Regions from separate parts of the Mus musculus genome. Here region 1 is linked to region 2. A link is a loop called in an ENCODE intact Hi-C map of the cell type or tissue named here. Cell type or tissue: heart. All regions are shown on one strand. Links, peaks and the distances in the headings refer to the core of each region. The heading gives the core; the rest is flanking DNA.

Region 1 (5,370 bases), core at 277-5,276, 100 kb after region 2:
CCTTCCTTTAGGCTCTATGGGTACAGCAATGAAGAAAGCAGAGTTTATGTTCAAGACAGGAACTACAATCATAGCAACATAGGACTCACAGAAATAAGTGTAATGAACAGGTGTGTGGTGTGTTAGCAGGTGACGCCCACCATGAAGAGCTTGACAGAGTGAGAAAGTCCACGCTTAGCCTAGCAGGGGAGGTACATGGTGGCCTTGGGCAGTCTAATGAGCAGGGCTTGAGGCCACCTCAGAGATGAGGACCTGTGATGTAGACTGAGGGACAGCAGGAGCAGACCAGTCATGGTTGGCTGGAGCACAGAAACAAAAGCCTGTGAGCAGTTTCTCTCATCTCGGTGACTTAATTTCCTGTTTGGGTCTGGGTAGCTCAGTGGTAGAGCACTTGCCTAACATAGATCGGCTCTGGCTCTACCCCAGACACTAAAAAACGCTAAGTTTTCTGTTTTCTTCAGTTCTCAGCAAGCCAGTGATCTGTCTGGGTCCAATGTCTGACATTCTAGAGTCCGCTGACCATGCTGGCTCCATTGAGGTCACCTTAAAACCACTTTCACACCTTATTAATACACCTTAATAACACACTCTTGATCAGGTAGGCCCTGGTAGACGAGAACCCAGGAAGCAAACACTGCCCCCTTGTGGGAATGTGTCTACAGCCTGACATAAACCCAGGGTCACTCAGCGGGAGGCAGAGGGGTGTGGACTTCAATCCCGGAACCCTTACCCTGTCACTTGACGGAATGAGGACTGTGCCACGGTCCAGCCTCAGTGGATCTATCTCCACGTGTGTAAAATAGGATTCTGCCCCCTCAGGTTGTAACCATGGCTGAAAAAGAAACAGGTGGGTTCCGTTGCAGCCTGAAAGCCTTAAAAGGCAGGCTGCCTCCTCCCTTCGTGGCTCTGATACCGGGTGTGTTTCCCGTTTGACCTTCACAGAGACTTGAACTCTAAAGTTAGTGCCCGAGAGTGAGCTGGGTGCCAGGTAAGGCTTTTGCGGGGTTTCTGAATTCCTATTTATTTGTTATTTATTTATTCACTATTGTTCTTGAGACAGGATCTCAAAACCCACAGAGATCCACCTGCCACTGCCTCCCCAGTGCTGGGATTGAAGCCTGCACCACCTGCTCAGCTTTACCTTGTGAGACAGAGTTGCTACACGGCCCAAGTTGGCTGCAAGCTCTTGCTCCTCCAGCCTCAGCTTCCTGAGCGATGGGATAATAGATATATTGATAAATGACCTTTTTATTTTTTTCTATCAAAAGTGGCTACCCCACTGAGAGCCAGTATTCCGTAAACCCCCGCTGTGTAAAACTTCTATGCAAAGGAATTCGAGTCTTTGAATCTCCCTAACCAAAGCCAAGCCAAGCAAATAATAAGGAACTGAAGTAAAAAAAGTGTGTGTGGGGGGTGGGGGTGGGCGGGGCGGGGGTTGGCGCACGCACGAATCCCAGCACTTGGGAGGCAGAGGCAGGGGGATCTCTGTGAGTTTGAGGACAGCCTAGTCTACAAAGAAAATTCCAAGACAGCCAGAAGTACACAGAGACCTTGTCTCAAAAACAAACACACAAACAAAATACAAAACAAAAAGTCCAAACCCTGGAAAAATTTTTGTTTATGAAAAGCTCCTCCCCCATTCTGTGCACTTAATTAACTTGGTGGCCTGGAGTCCTCAGCTCATTTTCCTTTTCTTCCTTTCCTTTGTGCCTCTCCTCCTCCTCCTCTTCCTCCTCCCCTCTTCCCTCTCCCCCTCCCCCTCCTCCTCCTCTTCCTCCTGCTCTTCCTCCTCCTCCTCCATTTTGAGATGCAGTCCTGGAGATCCATATGCCGACCAAACTGTCCTTCAAGTCACGGAAAACTCCCCACCTCTATAGGGATTAAAGACTTCTACCCACCCCCCCAACCCTAGCTGCCAGTCTATTAAAACTAGCCAATCACAAAAGACTGTGAGGTCAGACCCCTGCCAAAGGAAAAAGAAACAAGTTATCACCTGCAGTAGGACAAAAGCTAAGGGGACTTCCTGTGCTCCCCAACCTGGTTCCCGCTGCGCAGCGCCCTTTTTACAGAAAGCAAATGGCCTTGCTGAGTTTTCTTTCGCTTTGTTCATGTGTTTCTTTTAGTGATACCAAGAATATTTGCTTCCAGCAGACATGTACTGTGGTGCTTCACAATGACCTATTTTCAGTTCCGAGCTCAACGCTGGAATCTTGCTCCTACGCAAGCAAGACCAATGGGAATTTGAAATGGTGCTGTTTGTCTCGGAACCTGCTAAAAGGGAGCTTAAAATGTTTGCAAGTAGCTAGTTGTGGTGTACGTGTGAAACCCCAGCTACCCAGGGGATGAGCCGAGAGTTCGAGGCCAGTGTAGGTGCATAGTGTAACTGTCCGGGAATGAATGAGAGAAAGAAGTAGTCAGGTTTACTGATACCTGCGATTCCAGCAGAAATCACAGTTCAAGGCCAGCCTCAGCAACTCAGTGGACTCTCACATTCAATTTTTTAAAAAATATTTTTTATTTTATTTAATTTATTATATGTAAGTACACTGTAGTTGAAACACTCCAGAAGAGGGTGTCAGATTTTTTTTTTTTTTTTTTTGGTTTTTCGAGACAGGGTTTTTCTGTGTAGCCCTGGCTGTCCTGGAACTCACTCTGTAGACCAGGCTGGCCTCGAACTCAGAAATCTCCCTGCCTCTGCCTCCCGAGCTCTGGGATTAAAGGCATGCGCCACCACACCGGACTGATGGTGTCAGATCTTGTTATGGATGGTTGTGAGCCACCATGTGGTTGCTGAGATTTGAACTCAGGACCTTTGGAAGAGCAGTCAGTGCTCTTAACCGCTAAGCCATCTCTCCAGCCCCACACTCAAATATTTTTAAAGGATTGGGAATTTTGTTCAATAGTAGAGGGCTTGCCTGGTGGTGAGAGACCTTGTTTTTAATCCTTGGTACAACACACACACACACTTTACAAACACCCACCTATTGGATCCAACTCCACCTTCCGGCCTCTGAAGGTACCACGCACACATGTTGTGCACAGACTAATCATATAGGCAAAAAAATCAAATAAATAATAACCATCATAAATAACAAATACCCACCCATCAAGGAATCAGCTAGAAAACTGGAAGTCTCCCTCTGGGACTCTCCTGGTCCTCTATTGCCATCTGCTGGTGAGAATAGGGATGGTAGAGACACAGCCGAAGTGAGCTATGAAAACTCAGTGGGGGTGAGTGAGCCTCTGGAAAAGAACCCAGGAGAATGGCCGGAAAGGCCGTCTGGAGGGCCTTCTCAGTGTGTTAGGAGGCTCAGGGACCAAGGGGCTTTTTATTTATTTTATTTAGGTTTTTTGAGACAAGGTTTCCCTGTGTGGTCCTGGCTGTCCTGCAACTCCCCCATAGACAAACTCAGAGCTCCACCTGTGGAGGCATGCACTACCACCACCTAGATTGATTGATTGATTGATTGATTGATTTTCAGGGTCTCACGATGTGGCTCTGACTGTCCTGAAACTCACTATGTAAACCAGGCTGGCCTTGAACTCACAGAGGTCCACCCATCTCTGCCTCTCTGAGCACCTAAATCAAAGGCATGCGCCGCCACACCAAGCTTTTACTTTACTTTTAAATATTGGTTTTCTTTCTTCTTTAATTTTTTAAATGTTTTTTCCTTTATGTGTATGTGTATTTTGCCTGCATGTACGTCTGTGCACTGTGTGTATGAAAAGGCCAGAAGAAGCCTTCAGGCCCCTTGGAACTGGAGTTAAAAAGGTTGTGAGGCACCAGGTGCTGGAATCCAGCCTGGGTCCTCAGGAAATGCAGCTAATACTCCTAATCTGTGAATCGCCTCTTGAGCCCCTAGGGGTCGCTTTAACAATTCTAGCTCTGTCTCTATGCCCTACAGACAGAGAGACCCAAGATTAAAACAGAGAAGTGTATTTCCCAAGGTTGAGCTGAGCCATATTTTAGGGACAAAATCAGGATTTGCTCCCAGAACCCTGAGATCGAAATCCAGGGCTCCTCTGAACCTTGATTCTAGTGAAACCCTTGGACCACCAGCAGCCTCTGGGGCACCTGGAGACTTGGGAGAATTTCAGGGTTTAGGGGCTGGGTGTTTGACTGTAGAGGAATTGCCTACATACCAGGTGCAAGCGTTGGTTATGGTGCCCTGTGTGGCAAAACAATGTGAAGAAGAAGGAGGAAGAGGGGGGGGAAAGGGGGAGGGGGAGGGGAGGGGGAGGAAGAGGAGGAGGAGGAGGAAGAGGAGAAGGAGAAGGAGAAGGAGAAGGAGAAGGAGAAGGAGAAGGAGAAGGAGAAGGAGAAGAAGAAGAAGAAGAAGAAGAAGAAGAAGAAGAAGAAGAAGAAGAAGAAGAAAGCAATAGATGCCATGTTGTTCGAAGTCTTGCTCTAGTATTTTCTGTACACAGCTGCATGCATGCTTTCATAAAAATTACATCATAGCCCCCACACCCTCTTTGTTTTGATTTTTCTTTTCTTTCTTTCTTTCAATTTTATTTTGTTGGGGAGTAGAGTGGCTGAGACAGGATTTCTCTGTGTAGCCCTGGCTGTTCTGGAACTCACTGTGTAGACCAGGCCCTTGAACTCAGAGATCTGCCTGCTTCTGCCTCCCAAGTTTTGAGATTAAAACTGTGTGCCATGGTAGTACACAGCTTGGTTTTGCTTTTAATTGTTGGGACTCAAACTTAGAGCGTTCTCTCTCTCTCTCTCTCTCTCTCTCTCTGGTTGCTGCTGCTGTTGTTGTTGTTGTTAAGGTCTAACACATCCTGGGGCAGGCTTTAACCTTGCTCTGTAGCCAAAGATGACCTTTGACCTTCTGCTCTCCCTGCCTCTGTGTGAGTGCTGAGATTACAGAAGTTTGCCATCATCCTTGGTCACGTGATGCTGGGGGCTGAACCCAGGGCTTCTATGTGCTAGGCAAGCACTCTACACACTGAGTTCCATCCCCTCCCCTTAATAATTATTTCTAAGGGTCTGGAGAGATGGCGTAACAGCTTAGAGCACTTGCTGCTCTTGCTGAGGTCCCAGGTTCAGTTGTCAGCACCCACATGGTAGCTCACAGCTCTCTAACTCCAGTTCCAAAGGAGCTAACTCTATCTTCTGACCTCTGTAGTCACCAGGCATTCATATGGTGCGCATGGATTCATACAGACAAAAGCAATCATATAGAAAAAAAATAAAATAGGTTTCAAAAAAAGAGTAATTTTTAGATTGTAAATTTCAAAATGGAGACATTTATGGTAAATAAAGTGCTCATTTTTTTTACATTTATTTTATGTGTATAGGTGCTCTGCCTACGTGGAACTCACATACGCAGTGTCCATGGGGGCCAGAAAAGGGAATCAGACCCC
Region 2 (5,370 bases), core at 105-5,104:
AGGCTCTCTTCACGGTGCCAAGCCTCAGATCCTTTGCATGACCCTTCTGTCCAGAGCCATCAAGTAGAACTGAGGCTGTACCTTCACCAATGGTCTTTCATGGCCTCCAGAGTACCAAGCCTCAGCTATTCTTCATGACCCCTTCATTCCTTCAAAACCAGTACCACCTGGGTGACTCTTACACATTACCAAGCACAGCTACAGCTTGAGGTACAACCTTGACTATCTTTGGAAAACAACTTCTTCGTATTCTCCAGAAACACATCCCAGAAGATTTCACCTCAGTGATGTGGGTTTCTTCGTAATCACAGCTAATATCATAGCTCCAGCTAACCAGCATCAATGGTCCCAGTAGTCCTTTCTATTTTTCACTTTAAAGCCAGAGCCACATGGCTGAAGCTGCCCAGTTCTGCTGCTTGCTGCGGCTGGAACATGGCTCTCGTTTTTCTATTATCAGCTTTCTGTTTCCCAACTCCCTCTCTACCTAAGCTTGGCTTTCCTGGAACTTGCTCTGTAGATTGACTTTGAACTAAGAGATCTGCGTGCCTCTGTCCTCTGTAATACTGGAATTAAAGGTGTGTGCTGCATGCCTGGGTTTAAACTTTTCTTCACCTAGAACCTGCTTTGTCCCATGCTGGCCTTAAACTCAGAGATCTGTTTGGCTTTGTCTCCTGGGATTAAACATTTATATCACCACGCCTGGATCTAAATTTAGCTGGGTAGGATCTTGCCCCCAACTCCCTAGTTTGTTATCTCCTAGAACATAGGATTCAGGTCCATTTCACTCACTAGTACCCCTTTAATATTTGGAGCATATATTCTATATATTTTCTTTCTCAGCTTGCTATGCTCATTCAAAATGCTCTTCATGAGACTAAACCAGAGATCAAGGTCTCTGCTGGGCTTTTTTTGAGACTTCCTTTGTCAATGCAATTAATCTGAGTCTCTTCACCTTAGTCTCAGGCAGACTCTTCAGACAAGGGCAAAGAGTAGCCCCATTCTTCACCAAAGTACCATATATTTAAATTCTTCACCGAAACTTCTTAGGCGCAGCTACAGAGATGGCTCAGCGGTTAACAGCACTGACTGCTCTTCCAGATGTCCTGAGTTCAATTCCCAGCAACCACATGTTGGCTCACAACCACCTGTAATGGCATCTGATTCCCTCTTCTGGTTCATCTGAAGACACCTACAGTATACTCATATAAATAAAATAAATCTTTACCAAAAAAAAAAAAAGGAAACAAAGAAAAAAAGAAAACCTCTTGGACCAGGTCTACACGGTTCAAACCATTCACAATAACAAAGTCTTCCATATCCATACTAGGATGGCCCGTTCAGCCCAATTTAAAGCATCCCCACTGCTTTCCAAATCCAAAGTCCCAAACCCCACATTCTTTCAAACAAAAGCATGCTCAGTCCTAGCATAGCATTACCCCACTCCTGGTACCAACTTCCGTCTTAGTTAGGATTTTACTGCTGTGAACAGACACCAAGGCTAAGGCCACTCTTAGATGAACAACATTTAATTGGGGTTGGCTTACAGGTTCAAAGTTTCAGTCCAGTTTCATCAAGCCAGGAACATAGTGGAATCCAGGCAGGGATGGTGCAGAAGCTGAGAATTCTACATCTTCTTCTGAAGGCAACTAACAGAATACTGGCTTCTAGGCAGCTAGGATGAGGGTCTCAAAGTTCAAAACCACAATAACACACTTACTTCAACAAGGCCACACCTTCCAATAGTGCCACTCTCCTGGCCCAGCACACACAAACCATCACACAAGTAAACATTAGTATTATCTAAATACAACTTTAATCCCACTCACAGGCATCTTCTGGCAACACTACATCTGGGTTAGATGGATGCCAGAAACTCAAAGGAAATACCACCAGCCCATTCTGCCCATCAGGGCCACTGGTACTAGCTACTTCCCTTCAGTTCCCCAGCCCAGCCATCCCCACCCCTCTTCTCAACTACTGAGTATGCCTGACCTTCTCATCTTTCCTGAGACATAATTACAGAGGAGACCCAGACCAGCCTGGACAGGGTGACCGGCAGCAGGGAATGAAGGGCCATAGAAGTATATCTCAAGATGGCGACAGAGACAGTGGGATTTGGGCAGAGGGAGGAGGGCCAGAATTCCCAGTTAGCAACAATTTCACTCAAGAGGCACAAGTGAGCCGGGCGTGGTGGTGCACACTTTTAATCCCAGCACTTGGGAGGCAGAGGCAGGCGGATTTCTGAGTTCGAGGCCAGCCTGACCTACAAAGTGAGTTCCAGGACAGCCAGGGCTATACAGAGAAACCCTATCTTGAAAAAAAAAAAAAAAAAAGGAGGCACAAGTGTGAGTGTTGTTGGGAAGTTTTAGCACTGTCTCAAGCAGGGTCCACCTCAGCAGGGGGAAAGAGGCTTCAGATGGGCTCCATTACTAAGTACAGGGGTGTTGGCAAGTGGCATACTCCCTCCTACTCCCTTTTCTCTCCCTAGACTCTGTCACCAGAGATTGCAAGTAGAGAGGGAATTCTCAGGGGCCACATCCCAATTGCACTTGGCTTGGCTCTGGAAGGTTCTGTTGCTAAGCGCTAAAAAGGGCCAAGGGATAGTGAGAAACAGAGGCAGAAAGGGGGAGAGAGACCAGAGGACAATTCCTTAGAGGACAATGAGCAAGCTAGGGTCCCTGAGCCACAGGAATGCAGGGACCAAAGCAGTCAAGGAAATGGGGGCAAAACAAAAACAAAAACTGACTTCTTCCACTGGCAGTGGATAATAGGGCAAAACAGGAGGAAAAACAGAAGGGCTCAAATGAGTGCCTTTGGAGAGGCAGTGAAACACTGAAATTGGAAAACAGACTGGCAGGAAAGGCGAGGCTTGGAAGCTCACTCAGTATGACAGGGAAAAGGGGAACCAGAAACCAGAGGAAGTCTCCAAGAAGCTGCCTGATTCCCAGGAGCCAAGTTAGAGTGGACAGGTAACAGGAGCTATGAGATGCACCTCACACTAACACCAGAGCCTCCAAGGCGACCTTCCTGTGTCCCCAGACCAGACAGCGAATCATCCACTACCTCATTGCGCCCTTTTCCCCTAGCTTGGCTGCCACTTGACAGTCACCATGCATCCACCTGTCCAGGGGTTTTTCTTACAAGGGGCCCCAGAGCCTCTTAGGTCAAGTCCCAGGTCCCTGTGCACACCTCGGCGCTGTCCGATGCTGCCACCTGGTGGCCATACTCTGACCGCCTGAGTTCTACCATGAATCCCACCTGGCCTGCTCTCCCGCATTGAGGGCTGTTGGCTTTTTGGCTAGTGGACAAAGTCCTGAGCGCGATATTTCTTCATTCAGAAAGAAACTGTAACAGCATCCCAACATGCCACACTGTTGCAAACCAGAGAGGGTACTATTATCCCAGAATTGTGGGGAATGCTGTGCTAAAGTTTTTCCTCCCAAATTCAGGGTCTTTTCCCCACCTCTTAGACAAAGAACAAAGGAATGGCTCCATTCATGTGCCACACCTCCCGTTATCCTTCTTGGGCCTTGGCCTGCCTTTCCTAGAATTTCTGCCTCCCTCCCTTTGCGGTCTCTCTTGTGTCTGGGCAAGTACAGCGCTCTCCAGTGGTGAACTCATCTCTCAAAGTTTATTTACTTATTTTGTTTTTTTGAAACAGGGTTTCTCTGAGAAGCCTTGGCTGTCCTGGAACTCACTCTGTAGCCCAGGATAATCTCAGAGATCCACCTGCCTCTGTTTCCTGAATGCTGGGATTTAAAGGCTTGCCATACTACAACTTGACCTTTTTTCCTTTTTTTCTTTTTTCTTTTCTTTTTTTCTTTTTTTTTTTTTTAAATTGAATCTAGCCTGGATTGGATCTCGCTAATTAGATCGTAGTAGCTTTGAACTCACAGAGATTTGCCTCCTCCCTGATGGGATTAAAGGCTGTGTCACCACGCCCTGTTCTATCCTCTATTTAAGCACAGCCCAGCAGAGGGACTTCCACAGTGCTCTCCTCCATCCAACTTACAAGGCTGCAAATCAACGTCTTCTAACCTCCCACCTCCCAGTTCCTCAAACTCAAGCAAGGCCAGCTCCTCTCCACTTCTCTTCCCTGAGCTCCTGTTCAGCTTGAAGCCCTGGTCCAGCCAACTCCAGTGTGTTAACTCTGGGCCTATCCTGAGGCTGGCCCTATAGGTGGAGAGAAGTGGAAAAGGCCCTGCCCTGTCACTCTGTCCTTACACTCTGAAGATCAGTGGACCCCTTGACAGGATGCTGGACGCCTGGATCTGGGGCACACTCACCTTGACCTTTGGCCTGCTTTCCAGTCTCCAAGGAGTAAGCTTCAATGAGGTAAGCGAGACTTCTATGACTTTTGAGGACCCTATGGGGCAGAGGCCTGCCTAGGAACCCAGTCCTCAACTTGTCAGGAATTACCTAAACCACAGGCAATTGGAAACTTCCTGTCTGTTGTGTTTGGGTAAAGTTGGGGGTAGGGACAACACAGGGAGACTCTAGGGAAATCTGGGCCCCTATCTTGGCAGGGCTGTGTTGCTACCTGGGAGCTGGCCCCAACCACAGCCCTGAATAGGATCAGTGACCCCCGTTTTAGTCTTGGCATGTCTTATTAAGCCCTGAGTCAGGCTGAGGAACCTGAGGTCTTGCTTGTCTGGGTTAGGGGTCTCTCCTTCCCTGTTCTTCCAAGGTTGGTGACTTGAGTGTAGTTTATTGTCCCTCTCTGGGACTTTTCTGTTTGTGTACCAGGGAAGTGGAGGTTCCCACTTCCATGATTAGTTTGAATTCAATCTCAGAGTAGAGCTGGCTGCCTGGCTGTGTGTTCTCATACCTTGATCCCAGGGGGGCAGGAATTGAGTGCTTGTTCATATATAATCTCTAAGTGTCTCGGGTTGGCAGGTTTCCTCAGAGGTCGTCAGAACAAGCCTTTGTTTAATGCAATCTTTTTTTTAGTTTGTTTTGATTTTCAAGACATGGCTTCTGTAGCCCTGGCTATCCTAGAGCTCTGTAGTCCAGGCTGGCCTCAACTCAAATTAAATTTACAACTTGGTTGAGAATCTGCTATGGCGGGCAGACATAAGTGAAGTCCCAAGTCCACTCCCCAGAACACTGTCCATGGCTGTTTGAAACCTGTAATTCTCTGAGCATGGCAATGTATTTGTCAAGACCAGGATCAAGACACTTCCATTCTGGGACCTCTGCATCATTTGTTGACCCCTCTCTGCAGCCCCGAGTATAGACACTGTCAGTCCTCCCAATCAGATCCAATCAATCCATGTTTATTAAACCTCAGGCCCCCAACCATTCTGATCAGACCAACTGGTTAAGATGCAACACAGGCACACACCTTTAATCCCAGCACCCGGGAGGCAG

Evidence for each region. Peaks named below come from ENCODE experiments on the same cell type or tissue, not always from the same donor. Only the 100,000 strongest peaks of a DNase experiment are listed, where the experiment ranks them.
Region 1: it touches region 2 in a loop (3-fold over the local background); 2 of 42 quality-filtered maps call a loop at or near these places.

The regions. Positions count from the first base shown.
Region 1 is chr11:94,728,261-94,733,630 of GRCm38, reverse strand. No RefSeq gene overlaps it. Among named protein-coding and RNA genes, the nearest start is that of Gm51874, 14 kb to the right of the region's middle. In heart, for the core only: CTCF peaks have their summits at 649 (motif pointing left), 3,167 (motif pointing left) and 3,859; no DNase peak of the experiment used is centred there.
Region 2 is chr11:94,830,619-94,835,988 of GRCm38, reverse strand. Gm11543 reads left to right here and starts at 4,003. Exons shown (of 5, transcript XM_975056.4): 1 at 4,003-4,335. The coding sequence starts at 4,255. In heart, for the core only: a CTCF peak has its summit at 3,216 (motif pointing left); a DNase peak (open chromatin) is centred at 3,208.